Regions from separate parts of the Homo sapiens genome. Here region 1 is linked to region 2. The links are chromatin contacts, found by Hi-C or POLR2A ChIA-PET in ENCODE. All regions are on one chromosome and are shown on one strand. The core of a region is the stretch at or near the end of the contact, and the rest is flanking DNA. Distances in the headings are between cores, read along the strand shown. Region 1 has its middle 13 kb from the start of LINC01936. Region 2 overlaps LBH (LBH regulator of Wnt signaling pathway).

The links. A loop is a pair of places that touch in the nucleus more often than their neighbours do. ChIA-PET counts read pairs that join two places held with the same protein, here RNA polymerase II (POLR2A). Pooled maps may share reads with other maps.
Region 1: a pooled map shows a loop between it and region 2 (6-fold over the local background). The contact joins two enhancer-like sites. A Hi-C loop is called at or near these places in 2 of 168 maps with a recorded cell type or tissue (endothelial cell of hepatic sinusoid and posterior vena cava) and 5 of 50 pooled maps. POLR2A ChIA-PET finds 5 or more read pairs at or near these places in 13 of 52 experiments (A549, BJ, CD4-positive, alpha-beta T cell and 10 more).

The regions. Positions count from the first base shown.
Region 1 is chr2:30,356,919-30,362,475 of GRCh38, reverse strand. No RefSeq gene overlaps it. Among named protein-coding and RNA genes, the nearest start is that of LINC01936, 13 kb to the right of the region's middle. Within about 2 kb of position 2,420, at least 18 of the 41 ENCODE cell types and tissues checked have a DNase peak (open chromatin) inside an H3K27ac peak, as active enhancers do; they include CD8-positive, alpha-beta T cell, where a contact is called at or near this core.
Region 2 is chr2:30,249,889-30,255,387 of GRCh38, reverse strand. All of the region lies in intron 2 of LBH (LBH regulator of Wnt signaling pathway), which reads right to left. Among named protein-coding and RNA genes, the nearest start is that of LBH, 21 kb to the right of the region's middle. Within about 2 kb of position 2,292, at least 23 of the 41 ENCODE cell types and tissues checked have a DNase peak (open chromatin) inside an H3K27ac peak, as active enhancers do; they include CD8-positive, alpha-beta T cell, where a contact is called at or near this core.

The DNA.
Region 1 (5,557 bases), core at 1,171-3,670, 110 kb before region 2:
CCACATGCTAAGCAACCACTAGCTAGTTGCTTTTGTGATGATATATTTGCGGTTCAGACAGCCCTGTGAGATGGGTACAATTGGTAGAAATATTTTCACTTCACAGATAAGAAAATTGAAGTAGAGAGGGGTTAAGTGATTTACTTAAGGCCACATGTTTAGTAAGTGGCCAGATCTTTTGGATTCCAAAGCTCATGTCCCTTCAACCGTGTAAAGGGAAGTGTTTTGTTCCGAGTTGGTGAGTCACTTGAGGTACATAGCGACCTGTCTTCCCCCTTCATTTGTTCTTGCTTCTGAGCTTTTGCTGACAATGTTCCCTCAGTCTTCTGTCAACATTCTAACCAGCTCTCAGGCCTGGTTCATCTCTTCCTCCTTTGTGAAGCTTTCCTCGAATCCCCAGGCCAGAATCTGTCGCCTCCCTCTGTGTCCTCGTGGCGTGTCTGTTGGTTAACACCTGCACGTTTGTCAGGAGCTGACCTGTGGTATGGTGGCTAGGGGGTGTGGGTGACACTTACCAACGTGGGGGCATTTGGTTCAGCCTGCCACCAGCTTGAGAAGGCACAGAGTGGAGATGAGGCACCGGGGCACAGGGTAAAGGAGAATCTTCTTTACTCCGCTGCTTGCCAGGACATGCCAAACCCAGAGGCTTCAAACCCTGCCTTCCCCTGGATTTGGCTAACCTGAATCCAGCCCACATTACACTCAGATTCCAGGAGAAGGCTTCCTTTATCCTGTTGGGAAGTCAGTGGCGCAGGAAGCATTGGGGGTGGGGGGTGTGGAGCAGGAAATAAGCTTTGAGCTCCCCCAAAGCAGGGTGTAGGTCTGTATCAGAAGTGGTTGTGGGGTGAATGAATAAATAACTCAATGATTCAGTGTTGCTACTCTCAGGAAGCCACCATGCTTGGTCCTGGGTTGAGAGAGCCATGGGGAGAAGACCCTGTAAATGTTACTCCCTGACTCCCCCTGGTTTCAGCCCAGGCATCACTGTGTGACTCAGGCACTGGCAGGTCTTCCAGGACCTTCCTGGGCTGAGTTCAGCTTTTTATTCACTCTGGGCTGTATCTGGGGGTACAGGAAAGCTAAGGCCCTTGTACCCCTGCCTCCTGGCTTGCCCTAGGATGATTCCATATCCTCCTCTTTTCTGCTGCATTCTCCCTGGCGCAATTCTCTAACTTGCTACTAGGATAATATAGAGAGACCAGACAAGCAAGTAGACCTGGGTCTTAGTCCTTCTCTCAACCTGGGTGAGGCCTAACAGCCACAGCAAAGATGTGCCTAAGCTTGGAACCCATGGCTATCCTCAACTATCAGCTAGTCTAATTTGAACCCAGGTAACAAAATGTGAGTGTATGTGATTGTGCATATGTGTGAGTGTATGCCTGTGTGCATCTACACGGGTGATTTCTCAGGCTCGGGGTATCTAGAGACACCTGGTTGTACTTGGACAGACTTGAAGTGCCCTTCATTTTACACATAGGGAAACAGTTTATTTCAGTTCATAGAAGTTGACATCTCCACCTGATACATGGGACATCAAAAATATATGTGTGGCAAACCCCATGGTTGCCGAGGAAGGGGGAGGGTCCCTGCTCATCTGCTCTCCTCCCCTCCACCCATGAGCCCCTCTTCCACCATCCTGTGTTCTAGGCCCCTTCCTCTCCTCGTAGCCTTTATGAGGAACAAACAAACAAAAAAACTCCAGATGGGCCGGGCGCGGTGGCTCATGCCTGTAATCGCAGCACTTTGGGAGGCTGAGGAGGGTGGATCAGCTGAGGTCAGGAGCTCGAGGCCATCCTGGCCAACATGGCGAAACCCTGTCTCTATTAAAAACAGAAAAATTAGCCAGGCATGGTGGCGGGCACCTGTAATCCCAGCTACTCAGGAAGCTGAGGCAGGAGAATCACTTGAACCCGGGAAGTACAGGTTGCAGTGAGCTGAAATTGCACCACTGCACTCCAGCCTGGGGGACAGAGCGAGACTCTGTCTCAAACAACAACAACAACAACAAACCCAGATTATATCATTGAGGATGCAAAGATGCTTTCATTATCTGGAGTCCCCATCTGTCCTTTCCTCCCCTGGCCAGCTCATGGCCCCGCCTTTCCCCGCAGGCCCACGCCTTACTGAACAACTCTGTGCACTTTGTATTTTTCCCCACAAAGCCTTGCAACAACCTTGTGAGGAGGGTATTATTACCCCCGCTTTACAGGTGAGAAGACTGCGGCTCAGAGAAGCCGAATGACTTGTCCACAGCTCTCAGCTGGCCCATAGCAGGAATGGGGTTGGACCTCAGCCTTCCTGCCTCCAAGCGTGTGCTCTGAACTGGCAGGCTGGAGGCTGTTCTGGGGAGGACGCACTGTGTCCCATGACTCTCCAGTCTCCTCGGAGCTGCTGAGCTTCCTGGCAGGAAGCCCATGGCTGCTTCTCTCCCTCTGCCCTCTGTCCACACTCCACAAGCACTCAGCTTCAGCTGATAACCACGGCAGGCGCTTGTGAGAGGGCTCTGACACCACAGGAGCCCTCTGAGGGGCCAGTCTATGGGGGGTGGTGCAGAATCCAGAGCCCCCATCCTCCTGCACCACGGGCACCAGCTTCCATACAAGTGGCCCTGGAGTCCTGACTCCCAGCTGTCAGCACCAGCAATCCTTCTCAGGAGCTAAGCCTTGGCACTTCCCAGGTCTGTAACAGGCCAGATTTCTCTTCCAGAGAAACTTCATCTGTGTCTGAGCCCAGGGCCTTGTTGCCTGGCTAGTGTCTTCATAGCTCAGATTCCTGTAACTATGAAGGGGTTGGTCCTTCCAGCTGCGTTCCATGAGAGAGGTGATGCCTTTTCCATTACATGCCAGGCCCTTGAGTCCTTTTGGCCATTAAAGGACTAGAAGAAGTCCAAAAACTTCTGGTAGTCTCTGAACCAACCCAGGTACTTCAGGTGTCTCCTGAAATGAAGCAGCTTTCCGTCCCAGGCAAAGGTCTGGGTGGGGTCAAAACCTGGGGACAAGGGTCTGGAGCTGGATGGAAAGAAAATAAGGGAATGTCAACAGCAAATGTAGCAGGACCTGGGGAACTGCCCCCAAAGAATCCAGGGGTGTCTGCAACCTACACATATAGGGAGTAACATTTTAAGCAGAGTTACTCTCTAAATTCAGCAAACAAGGAAAGATCACGTATGATCAGACTCACCCTTGACTCTTCCTTCAGAAGGTACCATGTTGAAGACTCTGACAAATTGGCGTTTCCATCAGCTTGGGAACAGATGCTGTGATTTTGGGTGCACATGCAATGGAGTGATTGTCTTACATTTAGGGACCATGTTGTGTGGAAGTGTGTATCACTAAGCACTAGACTCATATTCACACATATTGGGGCCAGGGCTGACTCAGGCAGATGGCTGGCTTCTGGCTCCTGGGGCATATGTTCACTAAACAGAACAGCAGGCTCAGTGGCTCGAATGACTGCACCTAAGCTGGGATCTGTGATCACGTGATATGACTCCACCGTGTTGACGCTCAGCATCTCCATGCCTATGTGCGTCAGGCTGGGCAAAGTAGCGGTGTTGGGACAAACAATATGAAAGAGCTGAGAGGCTGCCTCATGGACTTGTACCTGTGCACATAGGCCACTTTTGGTTTATTTTCAGAAAGTTTCTCTTTTTGAAGTGTTCCTTGTTACTGTCTCCACAACATCACATATGAGGCAGCCAGGGTTGTGACCACTTTCTGGTACAAAACAATGAGGTTTCTCTAGCACAATCATGTTTTAGAGCCTCCACCCTCTCCTGCACTGGAAGTTATCATCGATTAAGGGAGTAATTAATTAAGGGAGTAATTCATCCTACGAACTGGAGGCAGATGTCTTCTCTGTACTGGGGAAAGGTGGAGAAACATGTGAGCCTCTGATGTGACATGCCTGCCAGAGCACCTGGGCGTGGGGGGTGGGGAGGTGGAGAGAAAGGCAGGAGGTGCTTTAGGTGCCCAGGCAATAGCAGGGACAGAGGAGCTGATCAGGTCAAAAACCCTTCCAGTTGGGAAAGTGAAGGGTAGCCCCAGTGCTAAGGAAGCTGCTCTGAAAACAGAAAAGATAAGGAAGAGGGCACTGAATCGTGCCGAGGTTGCAATGATTTGAAAATCTTTCTCCAAATGACAGATTTTCCTTGAAAGTCCATTGAAAAGCATAGGCAACTGGCATTCTGCAAATATTTATACCAGCATTTAAAAATGCATTACTTTTAGGGCCAGGCGCGGTGGCTCATGCCTGTAATCCCAGCACTTTGGGAGGCTGAGGCAGGCGGATCATGAGGTCAGGAGATCGAGACCATCCTGGCTAACATGGTGAAACCCCGTCTCTACTAAAAATACAAAAAATTAGCCGGGCGTGGTGGCAGGTGCCTGTAGTCCCAGCTACTCGGGAGGCTGAGGCAGGAGAATGGTGTGAACCCGGGAGGTAGAGGTTGCAGTGAGCCAAGATTGTGCCACTGCACTCCAGCCTGGGCAACAGAGTGAGACTCCATCTCAAAAAAAAAAAAAAAAAAAGCATTGCTTTTTATGACAAAAGCAGTACAATGGTTCCTATGAAAAAGCTAAATATCAAAGTGATAGATAACGCAGAAAGTGAAAGCCCCTGTAATTCCACCGTACTGAAAAGAAACACGGGTAATAGTTTTGGATATTTAGACTAGGTTTTAGCCAATCATTTATTTATGTAGTGAAGACATATGCAGGAGGGAAGCATGAGTTTTAATTTGCCTTTCAGCTCTCTGGAGATGGAGAGCACCTTGCAAGGGCTCTTTAAAACAAAGCACCTTGTCCACCTGGTGGCTACCTGCATTTCAGGATAGGATGGAGTCGCCCAGCCCTGGGCTCCCTCTCCAGCTCAGTGGCAGCGACCTCATCCTGTGCTCCCCCTGCCCTCCTGTCTCCCATCACTTCTCACCTATGCTTGGTGTGGCATCCGAGATGACAAACGTGAGTCCTGTGATGTTGTGGTATAATAAGAAACATGAGGCCGGGCACGGTGGCTCACGCCTGTAATCCCAGCACTTTGGGAGGCCAAGGCGGGTAGATCGCCTGAGGTCAGGAGTTCGAGACCAGCCTGGCCGACATGAGGAAACCCTGTCTCTACTGAAAATACAAAAATTAGCTGGGCATGGTGGCACACACCTGTAATCCCACCTACTCAGGAGGCTGAGGCAGGAGAATCGCTTGAACTTGGGAGGCAAAGGTTGCAGTGAGCCGAGATCGCGCCATTGCACTCCAGCCTGGGCAACATGAATGAGACTTTGTCTCAAAAAAGAAAAGAAAAGAAAAGGAAAGAAGAAAAGAAAAGAAAAAAGTAACATGGATTTGGTTTCAGCCCCTGATTTCTGATTCTTAAAACCCTGGTAGATAGGGGTGCTAGGAAACTTTTTTGTTCTGTTATTTGGTATTTGACTCCAGTTCCTGACGCAGAGCTCCTAAGACCTCTATAATTTCCTGGATGATAGAAATGTCTGACACAGAGCTCCTAAATCCCTTGGAATTTCCTGGGTGATAGCATCTTCTGTTCTAACGAGATGGCTCGT
Region 2 (5,499 bases), core at 1,043-3,542:
CCGACTCTGGGCTCTGTCTTCCTGACCAGGTTGGCCCAGAAGTTCTGCCCTCAGACGGCGCTGTGCCCAGACGTGCATGTGCCGAGCGAGGAGCGCCACGTGGGCTTTTTGGGTGCGTCCTCATTTCTTGGGTGGGGCCAGAGCCCCCCATGGGCTGTGAGGACACAAGGCGCCCTCCAAGCATGAGCTCTGAGAGTGGGTGAGAGGGACCCCGATGGAGGGAAGCCCACTACAGGTCACGAAGCTCTTTCAGATGTCAGCTCGTTCAGGGCTCACTGCCACTCTAGGAATAGTAAGACCCGGGACTCTGTGGGTCACATGGCAGAGCCAGGATTCAAACCTACATCTGCTGTTTTCAGTGCCTGAGCCTTCTGGAAAATGGATTAGGCTGCTGCTGGGTCTCCACCCCATTTCACAGATGGAAAACTGAGCAGGGAGGGAGAGTAAGACTCTGGGCCTTCACTGCCCAGGCAGCTGTGAGGGCCCCAGCCCAGGAGGTGAGCTTCCCAGTCCCAATGCTTGTTTTAAACCTTCAGGATCCAAGACAGCGCCATAAGCTGTCAAGAGGAGAGGGGGACCTGCCCTGTGAAGAGCCTGGCCCTGCCTCCACCCTCTGACCTCACTGCCAGGATTGTGCCTACCTGTGCCAGGGCCACATTGTCAGGGCTGGGAGAGTGAAAACCCAATTCTAACTATGACAGCCTAAGCCAAGGAAAAGCAAAAGGCATGACAAGCAGGGCAGGCCCAGCAAAAGGAGGAGGGGGGGAGGGGGAGGAGGAGGAGGAAGAGAGGAGGAAGAGGACGAAGAGGAGGAGAGGGGTGGGAAGCATTGGATTTCACTTCAAGCTGGAAACAGGTCTTTCATTAAAATAAGGAAAAAAATCTAATGATGATGATGATGGATGAAATTTTTCCTGAGCAGAATCTCAAACCTCACAATAATTCTAGTTACCACCCCCCAACTTATCCACAGTTTTGCTTTTCTTGGTTTCAGTTACCCACGGTCAACTGCAATCCCAAGATAGGTAGGTACGGTACAATAAGATATTGTGAGACAGAGACAGAGACAGAGAGAGACCACATTCACATAGCTTTTGTTGCAGTATAGTGTTATAATTGTTCTATTTTATTGTTAGCTATCATTGTTAATCTCACATTGAGTCTAATTTATAAATTAACCTTTATCACAGGTATGGATGTATAGGATAAAACATAGCATATGTGGGTTTGGTATTATCTGTGGTTTCAGGCAACCACTGTGTGTCCTGGAACGTATCCCCCAGAGATAACGGGGACTACTGTAACCCTATTTTGTGGATAAGAAACCTGAAGCACAGAGACGGTATGTGACTTGCTCAAAGCCACGCACCTGGGAAGCAGCTGAACTGGGATCCAAACTCAGACCTGTAGGACTTCAAATGAAGCGTTCACTTGATAGCATGGGTTAAGCCACACAACCCAGGTGCTCACTATGTCCTTGACCACCATTGTATAACTCCGGTCAAGTCCTCTCAACCCCAAACACCTCAGTTTCTCCTTTTGAGACATGAGGTGACCTTCTTGTCTCACTAGATGGGTACAAGTTCTTGGCAAATATAAAGATGATAAAATACTTTGAGGACATAAGCAAAATTGAAACTATAATGTCCTCTTTGGAGCAGTTTCAAAAGAACTACAGTAAGCATCCAATCTCCAAGCAAGAGGGAGTCATATGAACACAGTAATTAAAATAATTCCAAACAGCGCCATTCATACCGAGAGCTCCACAATTAAGTCTTTTAAGACCTTGCAAGAGGTCTGAGAATTGAACTTCTGATACTGCTTAGCTGCCAGAGGACTTTGCTCCCTGAATTGCTCGAAGCAAGCACTGTTTAAATTTTTTTGTTTGTTTGTTTACAAAGCCTATTAATTGTATTTTTAAAAATTACTACAATAATCGAACCCTTCCATCAGAGATCTTATTTTATTATCAGATTATACCCATTTGGGCCTCAAAATTGTAGCTCTCTCCAAACACAAAAAGTACCCAGAACCAACAGCTTCTGGTTTCCTTACAGACAGACAGAAAGCCTTGCAAAGTGCTGCTGAGTAATTTGCCAGCACAATCTTATCTCTGACAGCTGCTTCAGAGGCTGACCCCAAGGAGGTCAACATTTTTCCACTAAGTCATGCTTTTTAATCATCTAGGCAGCAGAAAAATGAGAGGTTGCAACTGCAATTTGACGGGTGGGGTAGGCAGTGGAAAAAAGGACTTGAGTCAGACTTGCCAAGCACATGACAGGTAGGGGTTGAGGCGGCAGGCCAGGCCGGCATGCTGCCTGCCTGCAGGAACTGGCAGGGAGTAAAGAACTGCCCCTGTTCCCAAAAGAAACTGCTTCTGGTTAAACCTCTTTCCCCAAAGTGCTCCTTCTCTCTGTACTACAGAAAGGCAAAAACAAACACAAATCATTTTCCCTTCTCTCTGCAGCTCTCAGAGGCATTTCTCACCCTCAGCCCAGGGTAGGGCAGGTCTAGAAGAATCCACCCCCAGCTGTGATTCTCCCAGCCCTACACCTTCCTCCCTCTGCCAGCCCTGGACTCCACATCCAGCAGCCACATTGGGCTGCCAAAGCTGATGGCTGAAATGAATCCAATGGACACCAAGTGTGTTAGTCCATTCTCATGCTACTATGAAGAAATCCCCAAGACTGGGTAATTTATAAAGGAAAGAGGTTTTTTTTTTTTTTGAGACGGAGTCTCGCTCTGTCACCCAGGCTGGAGTGCAGTGGCACGATCTCTGCTCACTGCAAGCTCCGCCTCCTGGGTTCACGCCATTCTCCTGCCTCAGCCTCCTGAGTAGCTTCGACGACAGGCGCCCGCCACCACGCCCGGCTAATTTTTTGTATTTTTAGTAGAGACGATGGTTCACCATGTTAGCCAGTATGGTCTCAATCTCCTGACCTCATGATCCGCCCGCCCTGGCCTCCCAAAGTGCTGGGATTACAGGCATGAGCCACTGCACCTGGCCTAAAGGAAAGAGGTTTAATTGCCTCACGGTTCCACATGGCTAGGAAGGCCTCAGGAAACTTACAATCATGGTGGAAGCGGAAGCAAACACATCCTTCTTCACAAGGTGGCAGGAGAGAGAAGTGCCGAGCAAAGGGAGAAAAGCCCCTTATAAAACCATCTGATCTTATGAGATCTCACTTACTATCATGATGAGAATGGCATGAGAGTAACCGCCCCCATGATTCAATTACCTCCTACCAGGTCCCTCCCATGAGACAAGGGGATTATGGGAACTACAATTCAAGATAAGATCTGGGTGGGGACACGGCCAAGCCATATCACCAAGTTCCATCCTTTGCAAATGGAATGAAGCCTTGACATTTACACACACCATGAATCTCCCAGGTCTTGCATTCTCCACTGTGTAGAAAAGTAAGCACCATTGTTCATCTCAGAAGCTCACCCTCAGGCCCAGGATTCTCTGCTCCAACAGCCTCTGCTGTTGGTCGGCCAAACAAACGCCCTGGGCTTCCCTGAAACATCTTGCTGCCTTCATCATCCTCATACTAAATCATCTATCCAACAAAGCAGCCACTCACCACACAGGGCCATTTAAAGTTACATTAAATTGATGTTTATATTATATCACATATAAATTTCTGTTAATAAAAATAAAATAAAAATTTTAGCCACCTTTCTTATTTTTTATTAGTTTTTTTTTTTTTTTTTTCTTGAGATAGGGTCTTGTTTTGTCACCCAGACTAGAGTGCAATGGCACAATCTCAGCTCACTGTAGCCTCAACCTTCCAGGATCAAGTGATCCTCCCACTTCAGCCTCCCAAAGTGCTGGGATTACAGGCATGAGCCACCATGCCTGGCCATGGTGATGGTGAATTTTACAGGGGACACCTCTTCGGAGGCATCCTTTGCCTGGTGGCCTCCAGTCCCAACAGGCCGTGGCATTTTGGGAACTCAAATGAATTCACTTGAAAGGTCAAGGGAGCTTCAAGGCTTCGTAGCAGGAAGAGATGGTCTGTAAGATACTGGAATTTCTGGCTGTATAGATCAGTGCTGTCCAAAAGAATGTTCTGCATATGGAAATGTTCTCTATCTGCGCTGTCCAGTACAGTAGCCACTTGCCATGTGTGACTATGGAGCACTTGAAAGGTGGCTAAAATTGGCCAGGCACGGGTGGCTCATGCCTGTAATCCTAGCACTTTGTGGGGCTGAGGTGGGAGGATTGCCTGAGCCTGGAAGGTTAAGGCTGCAATGAGCAGAGATTGTGCCATTGCACTCCAGCCTGGGTGACGAAACAAGACCCTTTCTCAAAAAAAAAAAAAAAAAAAAAATTCTACTGACAATAAAAAATAAGAATGGTGGCTAAAGTGTTATTTTTTATTTAATTTTTATTAATAGAAATTTATATTATATACTATAAATATCAATTTAATGTAACCTTAAATGGCCCTGTGTGGCGAGTGGCTGCCTCGTTGGATTGATGATTTAGTATGCGGACGATGAAGGCAGCAGGATGTTCCTGGGAATCCCAGGGCGTTTGTTTGACCGACCAACAGTGGAGGCTGTTGGACCAGAGAATCCTGGGCCTGAGGGTGAGCTTCTGGAGACCAGGAATTCCTCAGCAGGCTTCTTGCTTAGGCATAAAAGTTGCCGGTGAGCCAGTTCCCATTTCACCCTTGGAGGGGAACTGAAAGGCAACACCAGGGCTTCAAAGGCCCCAAATTTAGGGACCGGGCTATCAACTGTCTGCCTCCATGCCAGGTGACCTAAACCTGGCTGCCCCTGGGGTGGGAGAGGAGAGAGATGCCTGGCACCTGGCATGGAAAATGTGAGCGCTCCTGGTCAGAGCCACCCTCCCCTGAGTGTGCATCTCTCAGCCATCATCTGACAAACAACCCAAGCTGGCCACAAAGAGGCCGAGGGCTCTGCAAAGAGCCGAGAGATGCTAATAGGGAAAGCGGACACCAGCAGGTAGAGGAGATGAAAGGTGGTTAGCAGGACACAAAGGGCTAATGACCAGCTCTGCAAGCTGAGACCTCAGGAGCCTGGACATCTTGCTCTTTTTTGCAAAGGTGGAAAGAGGAAAGAGGAAGGCCGGGGGTGGAGAGGGAGGGGAGCGAGCCTGAGATACATAACCAGGCTAGCTCCCTAAGGCACTGTGGACAAAACCACACAGTAAGCTTCTACCCTCTCTTGTTGCAGAGAAGTAAGAACAATCAGCCCAAACCCGCTCAGGAAAATTGCTCTTCCCACAGGCAGACCACAGAGTCCGAAGGATCTGGCTTTTTCCTCGCCTCCATCTTTTATTATCGCTATGACCCTGGTCACGTCATTTTATCGCCTCTGAGCCTCAGCTGCCTCCCGAGTAAAATGAGAAAATCATTTCCACTTTACGGTATGGTTGGCAAGGTCACAGTGCTGTGCCTTGAGAGCCAGCACAGTGCCTGACAGGCTCATCGAAGCGGTGGCCTATTCTCCTCCTCTACTCCTCTA